Linked DNA regions of Homo sapiens: region 2 is linked to region 1. Evidence: read pairs that join two places in POLR2A ChIA-PET (ENCODE). Cell type or tissue: OCI-LY7. All regions are shown on one strand. Links, peaks and the distances in the headings refer to the core of each region. The heading gives the core; the rest is flanking DNA.

Region 1 (4,000 bases), core at 1-4,000:
TAACATCTTGGCTTCTCCATGAAGAATACCATATTTTTTAAACTTTCCAGAAAATAACTGAAAAGGAATCATCAGATCAGGCTCTCCCCTCCCATGGTCTCCCATTATTGCCTCTGATCAGGTCTGAAGGTGAGAAGATGTCTCTCTCTCTTTCTCTCACTCTAGCTCTTGCTCTCCCTTTCACTCTGTCTCTTCCTATATGACTTGGCCATTTAGACAGGCCCAGTGGTTTCATGAATAACTAAACATAAGAAGTCAAGAGAGGCCTGGCTCAGAGAGCATGGACCACATCAGCCTTTTGAAGTTCCCTTAGTGTATTAAAGCAAAACAAAAATCAACACAATATTGAACCAGTTTGCAAACACTGGGATATCTTATGTTTTCATATAGCAAATAGATGCATTTAATACTTAGAACTTAAATGCAGAATCACATTTGGTGCTAGTGTCATTTGCCACTTGACATATGACACTAGTGTGCTACTATCATTTAAGGCCCTTCATGACTGTGGGGTGTAATCCATTCCTACTCACTCTTAATAGATTCTGACCTATACAGGCAGAAAGGTAGTATGGGAGAGACCTCTGGGACCATAAGATCAACACCTCCCACTTTAGACTCTTCTCTACAACAGCCCTAGGAGACTACACCAGCCTTAGCTTGACTCCTTCCAGCACTGGCTCCTACTATTTCTCAAGGCAATTTATTACATATCAGAACACTTTGCAGTTGTTAGAAATTCTCCCGATGTTATAACTTCCTATAGTTTAACAAGTGTTTGCTCAACATCCACTATACAAAGAACACTACTTATAAACAGAACTAGAATAGCTCTGTGAAAAAGGAATGATAGTAACCCTCCCCTCACCTGAGGTAGGAAGAGGCATTTTACCATCTGAAACCTCCCCACAAACTCTACACAAACCTGCATGCATCTAAAGAGTTTTTTGTCCAGGCAACAAGGATAACTAGGCAGCCTAAGTCTCTGATCACAGTAAACTGAGGGAGAAATTGAGGCCTTTATCAGCCTTTGCACTGAGGAAAGACACTAAGCAGGCATTCCTCCACCTGGCTTTGAAATCCCCTTGGAATTTCCAAGTCATTCAATGGGTTTATCAAAGTTCTTTCTGAAATTTCTTCAAACTTATTTTTATTTAAACCACACAAATATGTTGAAAGGAATGGTTTAAAGGGACAGACATTTAAAAATAAACAAAAATAAGATATCAGTAATATCTAATGCTTATATAATGTCCAGAACATTTGTGTGTGTGTGTGTGTGTGTGTTTTTTTTTTTTTTTTTTTTTTTTTTTTTTGCATAACCTGTTAACTTATCTAAACCTTACAACTCCCTGTAAAGTAGGTCCTGTTACCATCCTATTTTATAGAAAAGAAACTTGGAAAGACTTGCCCAAAGTCACACAGTTACTAGGTAACAGAAGTGAACTTCCAAAGCCTATGCTGAATCCATTTCCTCTTTAGTTACCTCAGTGGCCTTATCATCAAGATGTAAACTCCCTAAGTAAGTACAAAGCCTTCTTGTTTTGTTGTTCTGTTGAACACATGGTTTCCGGTTGATTAAAACCATACTCTTGTCATATTATTTTCTTAAATTCCGGGTCATATTGACTAAGATCATAATACAGTGAGATAAGGGAACTCTTTCTTGCACTGGGTAAGTCTGCTAAGTAAGAATTTTTGCTGTTTATGTTCACTCCTCTAAGAATCATAGCTCACATAGCCATGCAAATTGGATTGAAATAAAGATAATCTAATTAAGACAGTGTGGCCATAACTCCACACTCTAACTCAGTGCATTTCAAACCTCAATATGGATATAAACTACCTGTCAATATTATTAAGATTAAGATTCTGATTCGGTAGGTCTAAGTATGAGGTTATGAATTTCTCACCAGCTCCCATGTGATGTTGATGCCACGTTCTGGAAAGGACACATGAAGTAGCAAGAGTCTTTGCTCAGGGAAACCACTCATCAGTTCGGTTGTTTACCTCAAACAGATAAGGACCAATTAACCCCACTTTTACCACTTTGGCCAGTTATATTATTATTACAGCATTTCTTTAGTGGTAGTAGATGGGAAATGTAGGGAAATCAACAAATTCAGTAATCTCATTATAAACATATTTGTATCCAGTCTCCATTTAGCTTCATATTACACTGCTTAGGCTGAATTTTTACTTAGCAGAAACAAGTCTTACTTGACTACATAAATACATTTTCCTATCAAGAAAAAGAAAAAAAAACTTAGTTCATTTTCAAAGACACTGAGCTTTTATTTCTGTGAACAGCAAGAAAACTGGCTAGAAGCCTGCTGACTCCCTCAGCCAATCAGGATAATGTGACCATAAATGTCCATGAATTCCCCCCTCAGTGAATCTCTGCCTTTTTTATTTCTGTCGTGGGACATGTATCTTACAGTTCTGTACCACATATTCTGCCATTTATGTCTTCCTTTCCTCATTTCAAAAAAAAAAAGAAAAAAACACATTTAAGCTCGGTGAGATCTCTTACCAAATAATCCATTGTCTTTTATGTTAAAAGCTGTTAACTTCATACACATGCAACTTTTAATTGCTTCTTAATGATAATACCTCTTCATTTAGATCACTTAGTATGAGCCAGGTACCATTTAGTGGGTTTTATAAATATGATTTCATTCAATGCTCATAAAAATCTTGGGAGGTAGGTCTTCTTATTGTGTGCACAATATAGGTGAAACAAACATGGGCCCAAGCACTTGAGGATCTTGCAGTAGTCACCCAACCAGTAAGCTGTAGAGCTGGGGTTTGAACCAAAGCAATTGCTTCTCGCATATAACAACATACTGCCTTCTTGAACTAACACATACCAGTTAATCAAGCACTCACTATGTGTTAGACCCTTTTATATATACTAACTTATTTAATTCTCATACCCACACCTACAGGGAAAGAATAACTTTCCTGATTCACATAGAGGTAACTCGATCAAGTTCATGTGTCAAGTAAAGGTATCAAGATTTGCTTGACTCTAAAGCCTGGGCTCTTTGCACAGTATCATGATAATGCCTGTCTTTTTAGTGAATGGGACGGTTTGCCTCATTGCTGTTTTTCATGGAAAGCCCATCTGAAACCTTTACATACCCACGAGCACAGACTGAAACACGTAGTATCTGGGACTGGGACTAAATTACTTTGCCCAATCTTTTATCTACCGTTTCCCCCATCCAGCCTCTCTCTCCCTCCCTACAGTGTTCCCTTCCCAGGATATGATGCGTCTCCCACTCTGCCCACCCCACTGCTTGTGGTACTGTTAACAAAGCAGCTGTTGGATTGAATTGGGAAATGTCCCTGTTTTGACCTTGGTTCTTCCTCTGTCCTAGGATCATACCTCTTCAATTTGCCTTCCTTTCCACGGATACTAGTCTAGACCTCACCCAAAATGAAATTTACTATCAACTTTTCCTGGTGTGAATATAGTTAAAAAGTATAAATCACGACGATGGAAGATAAAGCAATGGCCAGTTCTTTAAAAAAAAAAAGTCATTTCTCTCTTAACCCGATGGTTAATAAGTGGCTAATATTTATCAAGGGTTTAACTGCACAGGAAAAGTGCTTTATGCACACAATGTCTCATTTGATCCTCACCTAATCTTAACATCTAATATTATCCTCATTTTACAGATTAAGAAACATAGGTTAGGTGAGTTTAACTAATTTGCACACAGCGAGTATGTGGCAGAGCTCGAGTTAGGACACAGGTCTGGAGGCTCCACACTGAACACCCTGTGGACTGGCCCCGCTCTCTCTTGGATATTGCTGGGCCTGCCCTTTGCTTGTGCTGACTTCCTCGCAGTTGGCCTCCCCATGCCCTGTTCCTACTCTGTCATTCAAACATCCCCTCTGGAAGGACCCTATTCCTCCATAGTCCAAATCCCACTTTTCATATAAGGCAAACCAAAGCCTCCTCTGACTCACTTTATCCCTTTGTGACCTTTCC
Region 2 (6,928 bases), core at 1,330-5,329, 93 kb after region 1:
ATGTGCTAATTTTAGATTCTTTTCTAAATGTGATGATTCAATTAATATGCATTATAAAACACTTGGCAAATGAATTTGAGGTGCTGGAGAGAGATTCATATTTGTACACAGATATTTTTTCACCACAAATTCATATGAACTTGCTAATTTGCTCTCCTCCTGTTAAAATACTAAACATTCCTGGAAATAATGCATTTCTAAAGATAAGCTACCCATAAGGCACTAAACTTTAATGTACCTTTTAATATACTTCCTTTTTTATTGGAATTTTGCTTTTAAGAAAATACTATCCAAAAGATACTTAGTTCAATGAAGTATAATGAGTCACAAATAAATGTTTGAAATAGCATCATTTTCCTGCCTGCCAGTTGCCTGAAAGCTCAGAAATGTAGTTAGTCCTTGGGCATTATTAATCAATTTTATTTAATTTTCATAACTTTCTTAAGGACAGTAGTTCTACAAAATGGACTGAGTCCAGCACTATTATTCAAAAGCAAAAGAGGGCCATCCTGAAGTACTTGTCATCCACTGCTTCTCCAGTGTTCTCCAACCACAAGAATCTTAACTGTTTAACATGTCACAGCAGAGGCTGTATTCATACATTTGGTTTTGCACTGGACAATCTCTTCAATGCAGTAGGCAGAAACAGAAAAAAGTTTCCTTCTTAACTTTCCCTGGCAATCCATTTTAAAGAGTTTTCTTGAAGAGCTCCTTATTCTGGCAAAGTTGTTAGCAAGTGGTCATCTGCTGTCCAAATTTGCTCACCATTCATCCCCTTCCTACCTTCCTACCCTAGAGCTGACATCCCCCTGATTTGGATGCCATGTTCCCTCTGGGAGTGGTTCCTGGATAACTTGCCTGCATTACAATGACTTGGTGGAGGAGGGGTGTGCTGGCCACACACACACACACACACACACACGCACACGCACACACACAGACACATACACAAACCCCACAGATTTCTAGGCCCCACTGAGTCAAAATTTCTGGGAAGGGTGCCCCAGGGATCTCCAGCCCAGGATGTTTTTATGCACATTAAAACTTGAGACTCACTGCATTAAACAGTTACAAACCCCCACTAAGCACCTGGCCCTGATCAGCTGAACTTTCCCTATTTAAAATCAACTCCTGCCTTGGCCTCTCTGAAGTGGAGGTGTTTCCTTTCTCCTCCCTCACCCTGCATCTCAAATATTAATATTTCATCTTTTTTTCTTGATATATCTTTATTCTATAAGACACCTTTTTTTTTCATGGCTTCAGCTTAATTTGAGCTTTAGCATTGTACCTTCAAATGTCCTCCATCCATTTCCACCAGGATACCCAACTGTTATTTTTCATTCAATACAATCCAAGGCTAAATGGATCTTTCCTGTAAAAACTGATAGCTCCAAATAAATTTATTTATTCATTCATTTATTCAATGTTACTTATAAAGCCCCTACTTTGTGCTTTTATGGACCTTACATTCTGCTAAGGACCAGGAATGGGGCAGAGAGGTGTAAAAATAATAAACAATTATCTACACAATTATCTAATAAAGATTGTGGTGACTGTGAGAAAGATGAAATACAGAAAACAATGAGAGTTATGCATTTTTTTGGCAAAAAAATACCTTATAAGTGATGGTGTATCCTCCATGATGTATCAGGAGACATATGTTATTGATTTGTTCAATTATTAATGATGTTAATCGTGATATTTGTTTAAGTTATATCGGTCAGGTTTCTCCACGATACTATTTTTCTCTTTATAATTGAAAAGTATCTTGTAGGGAAACTATGCAAATATACCATTGCCCACTAATTTTAGCATTTGAAGATTTTTTTCCCTGAGACAATTATTGTGGTGTTTGAAAGTGGCCATTTTTCTATTTCTATTTTTCCTTCTATAATTATTAGTTCAGCTGACATTCTTGCTTGAAAGCTGTTTAATTTTTACATGGAATTTTTAAAATTTAAGCTTTCAAGTGGACCTATTTTCTTTATGGTATCTAGGTTTCTCAACATTCTTTAAAAGGTCTTCAAACTTACTCATCATAAACAATTTTAAAATATGTCTACTGATCTTTTCTTCTGGTACTTCTGTGGTTAGTCATTTTTGGATAAATACATTTGACCTGTGTGGAATTTATTTTTTGTAAGGAGTGAAAGAAGAATATGGTCCTTTCTTGACCGCTAGGCAGAATGGCCTTTTTCCTTCTGCCTCAATTATAACTCGGAATTGACTCCAGTTCCATGAAATATACTTAACTTACTTAATTCCCAACTCTTCCCAACAAAGTGATCTGCCCAAACGAGGCACTTAGTACATATTTATTAAACACACATACTCTGGAAGCGATGGATAAAGTTACAGAGAATAGAGGAATTGGTAGCCCAGAGAGGAAGCAAGTATGCAACACTGGAATGAGGAAACCCTTGTCCAAACTGAAGAGCAGTGAAAGAAATGGAGAAGGACAAACAGTTATTGGGAAAGATTCTGAGGAAAAACCATAGAACTTGGAAGCTAAGTGGCTATAATGAGATACAGAAGCATAAATAAGCAAATATATTGTAAATGTTGGCATCTAAAAGAATTGGAGATGGTGATGCTTCTGACTTCACTATCAGAGGTGAAGAATTGTCTCTTTCATCTCCATGGATGGTACCAACATCCAATCACTTACACAAATATCTGGCAAACGCTGATATTAGCAATCCTGCACCTACCCCTTCCCTTAACCCCACATCCAATCTATCACCTGCATGTGCAGATTCAGATTCACCCTCCAAAACATCTCTCAAAACTGCAGGTTTTCACCGTCTTTGCGGGGAGGCTCCTTAATGTACACCCCACCCTTTTCTCTGCCTGCATTGCTAGAACTGCCTCCTAGTTGTTGTATTTGTTTCTATCTTGCTCCCCTTTGATTAATTCTACCTGGTGAAGAATCTACCTGTAGTGATCTTTTAAAAACCTGATTCAGATATTGCCATTCCTTTGCTTAAAGCCCTTGAATGATGTTCTATTGCTGTTAATATCCTATAACCTTAATAAGTCCCACAAAGCTGGGTCTGACCAGACTGCCTCCTTAGAGCCTTCTTTCACACCACCTCCTCCACTGGCTTCTTTCAGTTGCTTAGATGCACTATGCAAAGTCAATGCAAAGGCACCCCATCCTCAGTTCATACTTCCACTTTCTACCCATCTTTCTGGTGTTAGCTTAAGCATCTCTTTTTCAGGCAAGTTATTTTTGACCATCATCAGACTAGGTCACTCTCTTGATTACATACTCATGAAGAAACATCAAATAAACCCAAATCAAGGGATTTTCTAGGAAACAATCAGCCAATGCTCTTAAAAAGTGTCAAGATCATGAAAGACAGAAAGACTTAGGAACTATTGCAGATTAAAAGAGACTAAGGAGGCATAACAAATGAATTCAATGTATGATCCCAGAAAGGATCCTTGCCCAGAAGGACTTCGGTGAAATTTGAATAAGATCTGTAGATTAGACAATAGTATTGTGTCAGTGTTAATTTACTGATTTTGATGACTACTGTGGTTTTGCAAGGTGTTAATATTTGAGGAATCAGGGTAAAGGTTGTATAAAAACTTTGTGTACTGTTTCCACAATCTTTTGAAAGTCTAAAATTATTTTAAAATAAAATATTCTGTAAATGCTTGAATAGTACTTTTAAAAATCTTTTCAACAAGTAAAAGAATAAAAAAGTTTGCACCACTGACAGCTATAATATTTATTATCTGTAAACTATAGGAAACATTTGCATAACAGTAAGAAAAAGAGTAAAAATGGGCAAGTGACATGAGCAAGTAATTAAGAGAAATATAAACAGTTAAGTCACAAGAAATAAACATCTAAATTCACTAGTAATTAAGAAACTGAATTTAAGCCAGGTATTTAATGTATTTGATTGGTAAAATGTATATGATTGGTCCAACTCAATATGGATGAGGATTGAAAAAAATGTCAGTTTTTAAAATAATATGCATTCCTGTTGACTAAGCAATTCCAATTTTAAGATCTCCCCATAGATTTCCTTGACCATTTAATATATACACACACACTGCAGCATGGTTTTAAAATAAATAGCCATCAAAAGAGGAATACTTAAAATAAAGAATCTCTATAGCATATGAAACTGTTAGAAAGGACTTACATCTATTTGTACTGAACCAGGATGTCATCCAAGTTAGAGCATTAAGTGAAAACAGCTAGCTGTGGAATAACATATAAAATATAGCTCCATCCTTGTAATATGAATACAAATGTATTCATTAAGTATACTGGAATTTTTTAAGAAACAAGTCTGGAACAACATTTACTGAATTTTTCTCAGCTGTTCTCTCAAGGGTGGGATCATGAGGGACTTTCACTTTTTATTTATTCATTGCTGTACAATTTGTTATAAGTATGTATCACTTTATGTAATCAGACAAATTATACTTTTTTATAAAACCTACAAGTTTTGAATAGGTTGCCCTGAACTTGAATCCTAGCCCTGCCAATTTCTACATGTGTAAATTCTGGTAAATTACTTAACTCTCTGAGTCTATTTCTCTTGTCCAAAGTTAAGAATAATTGTGCCTTCCTTGCCTCACAATATTAAGGTACTGGTAGTTGTAGCAATTATTCAAGGACTTCCTAAATCCTGGCCTGAAGCTGAGCTAGGTGGCCTTCATGTATACACCATAACATCAATAGTAGGAAAAAGCAATTTACCAAAAAGCTATAGACCTTTAGGAACACAGAGTTGGAGAACCCTACTGCATAAACCCTTGAAAGTCAGTCCAGCCAAATTCTGGGCCCCAAGTCCTCACCCTTGTTTCTTTCTGCCTTTATGGTGACAAACCAGCCTGCTTCACCCACCTGTTCCTTGATCCTCTGTTTCTGGACAAGGTACTGTGTGTCTCTAGCTCAGGTGTACACTTGTTTGCATCCAGTTAGTCCCCGGCTCAAAAACTGCACCATAGTAACTCAGCGCCTGCCAGAAGAGGTCTAAACCCTCGCCAGCCCTTCAGTGCCCTCTGTTATCTGAGCCTTTCCCCTTCTCTGTGTCTTCCACTACTCACTAATGTCTTCTCTTACTTTCCTTTGATCAAATCCATCTCTGCCCTATCCAAATATCTGTCACTCAGAAGAATGTACATTATCTCTAAAAATTCCCACCAACCCTGTGGTTTCCTGATTCCACCCATCAAAAGATAGATCATATTAAGACTAGGAAAGGCAATATATCGTACCTTTATGAGAACTCCAAGGCAGCACTGACATATATATTATTACATGAAACTGTCTATCGAAATCAGGAGAAATAAATGTTCAAAACATAAAAGTAGAAGAAAGAATTTGAATATAAGATTAGATTTAGCTCTTAAGCGGATTCTTCTCAAAAGGGTGGTTTACTGAGCACCTGCATCAGAATCTCCTGAGAAGATTGTTAAAAGGAAGGCTGTTGGGTGCAGTGGCTCATGCCTGTGATCCCAGTACTCTGAGTGGCTGAGGTGGAAAGATCACTTGAGCCCAGAAATTCAAGATCAGCCTGGGCAACATGGTGAAACCTCGTCTCTACCAAAAAAAAAATTAAAAATAGCTAGGTGTGGCAGCACGCACCTGTAGTCCCAGCTACTTAGAAGGCTAATCGCTTGAACCCACGAGGTCAAGGCTGCAGTGAGCTATGATCACGCCATTGCATTCCAGCCTGGGTGACAGACCACGACCCTTGTTTTAAAAAGATATAAAGGAAGGCTGCCAGGCTCCACCCAAACCTTTTGAATAATCATCTCTAGGGGTGGGATGGAGGACATTTTCTTACTTTGAGCCTAGTTTGAGAATCACTGCCCTAGTTACCTAAGTTATTCAGTAATATTATACTTGACGAAAGAAAAATAACTACGTGTGCCATAAGAATATGATAGTTATATTTCTTTCAAGATCCACATTTTAATTTATTAAATTTTTCATGAATTGAAAAAAAACAAAGTTCTACACCCACCAATGATTTTGAGTGATTTTCATCTTATTTATCAATTTATTTATTTAGCTTAAGTACTTTATAGATTAAGTAAGCAGTTTCTTTGCCCAGGTTAACAGGAACATTAGCATAGGAAGGGCATATTTCAGGCCTCTCTTTCCCAATCTCATTCCATCCACCATGTCCATTTGTTCCTATAGTTAAAGAAAACTTATCTTGTGGAACAATTTATAAACCAACCTTTCAAGGACAAAACAGATTGGGGAAAAAAAGCCAGAGTCAACCCACCAGAAGACCGAAGCATGAGCCCAAAGGCAGAACAGCCTCTCTGTATTTCTAGTGTTAAATGATACAGTTGTAGTGACAGGATAAATAGAATCACAGGGTCCTCAGATGAGCCAAATTTAGCCATAATCATCATTCCTGGCTATAGTTTTCCCTACACTTTTAATTAAAGGTGCATAGCTGATTAGTGCACTAGCAGGCAAGTTTGAAATGTAACACTCTAAAGGGGAACCTGCACCTGAGCCTGTCTCTGAACACAGCCAAATGCAAAACAGGCAGGCAGTGTTCACAGGGAGCTAAAAAGGGTTAAAAATGAGTCACCACTGGCCTCCTGTTTCTAAATTAACCCAGAGAAGCATCAAATCACACAATTAAAATGAATAATTCCTGATGGGCCTCTTAACAGTTATCTCTTGCTTGAGCTTTTGCTGAATCTGGTTTAGTTACTGTGATGCCACTATACCTAAGCATTGCAGCCGTTTAAAAAAAAAAGCCAAATTCACTAAATCTCAAATTCTTTCATCTTTAATCAAATTTAAACTCATGAAATTTAAAATGTTTCTTTAAAAAGAATTGAACTTTTGCCAAATAATATAATATGTAACTTCCAAAAAAAGTAAATCAAAGGATGCAGAGTATATTTTTAAGGGTGAGATTTCAAAATTTCC

What was found. ChIA-PET counts read pairs that join two places held together with the same protein. Peaks named below come from ENCODE experiments on the same cell type or tissue, not always from the same donor. Only the 100,000 strongest peaks of a DNase experiment are listed, where the experiment ranks them.
Region 2: POLR2A ChIA-PET joins it to region 1 with 6 read pairs; 12 of 35 experiments call an interaction of 5 or more read pairs at or near these places.

The regions. Positions count from the first base shown.
Region 1 is chr10:88,980,926-88,984,925 of GRCh38, reverse strand. It overlaps a transcript of ACTA2 not described here and a transcript of FAS not described here. Among named protein-coding and RNA genes, the nearest start is that of FAS, 7.9 kb to the left of the region's middle. In OCI-LY7, for the core only: no CTCF peak of the experiment used is centred there; no DNase peak of the experiment used is centred there.
Region 2 is chr10:88,886,348-88,893,275 of GRCh38, reverse strand. The region is part of intron 1 of STAMBPL1 (STAM binding protein like 1); the gene reads right to left. Among named protein-coding and RNA genes, the nearest start is that of STAMBPL1, 9.6 kb to the right of the region's middle. In OCI-LY7, for the core only: no CTCF peak of the experiment used is centred there; DNase peaks (open chromatin) are centred at 3,145 and 4,985; H3K4me3 peaks cover 2,400 bases; H3K27ac peaks cover 920 bases.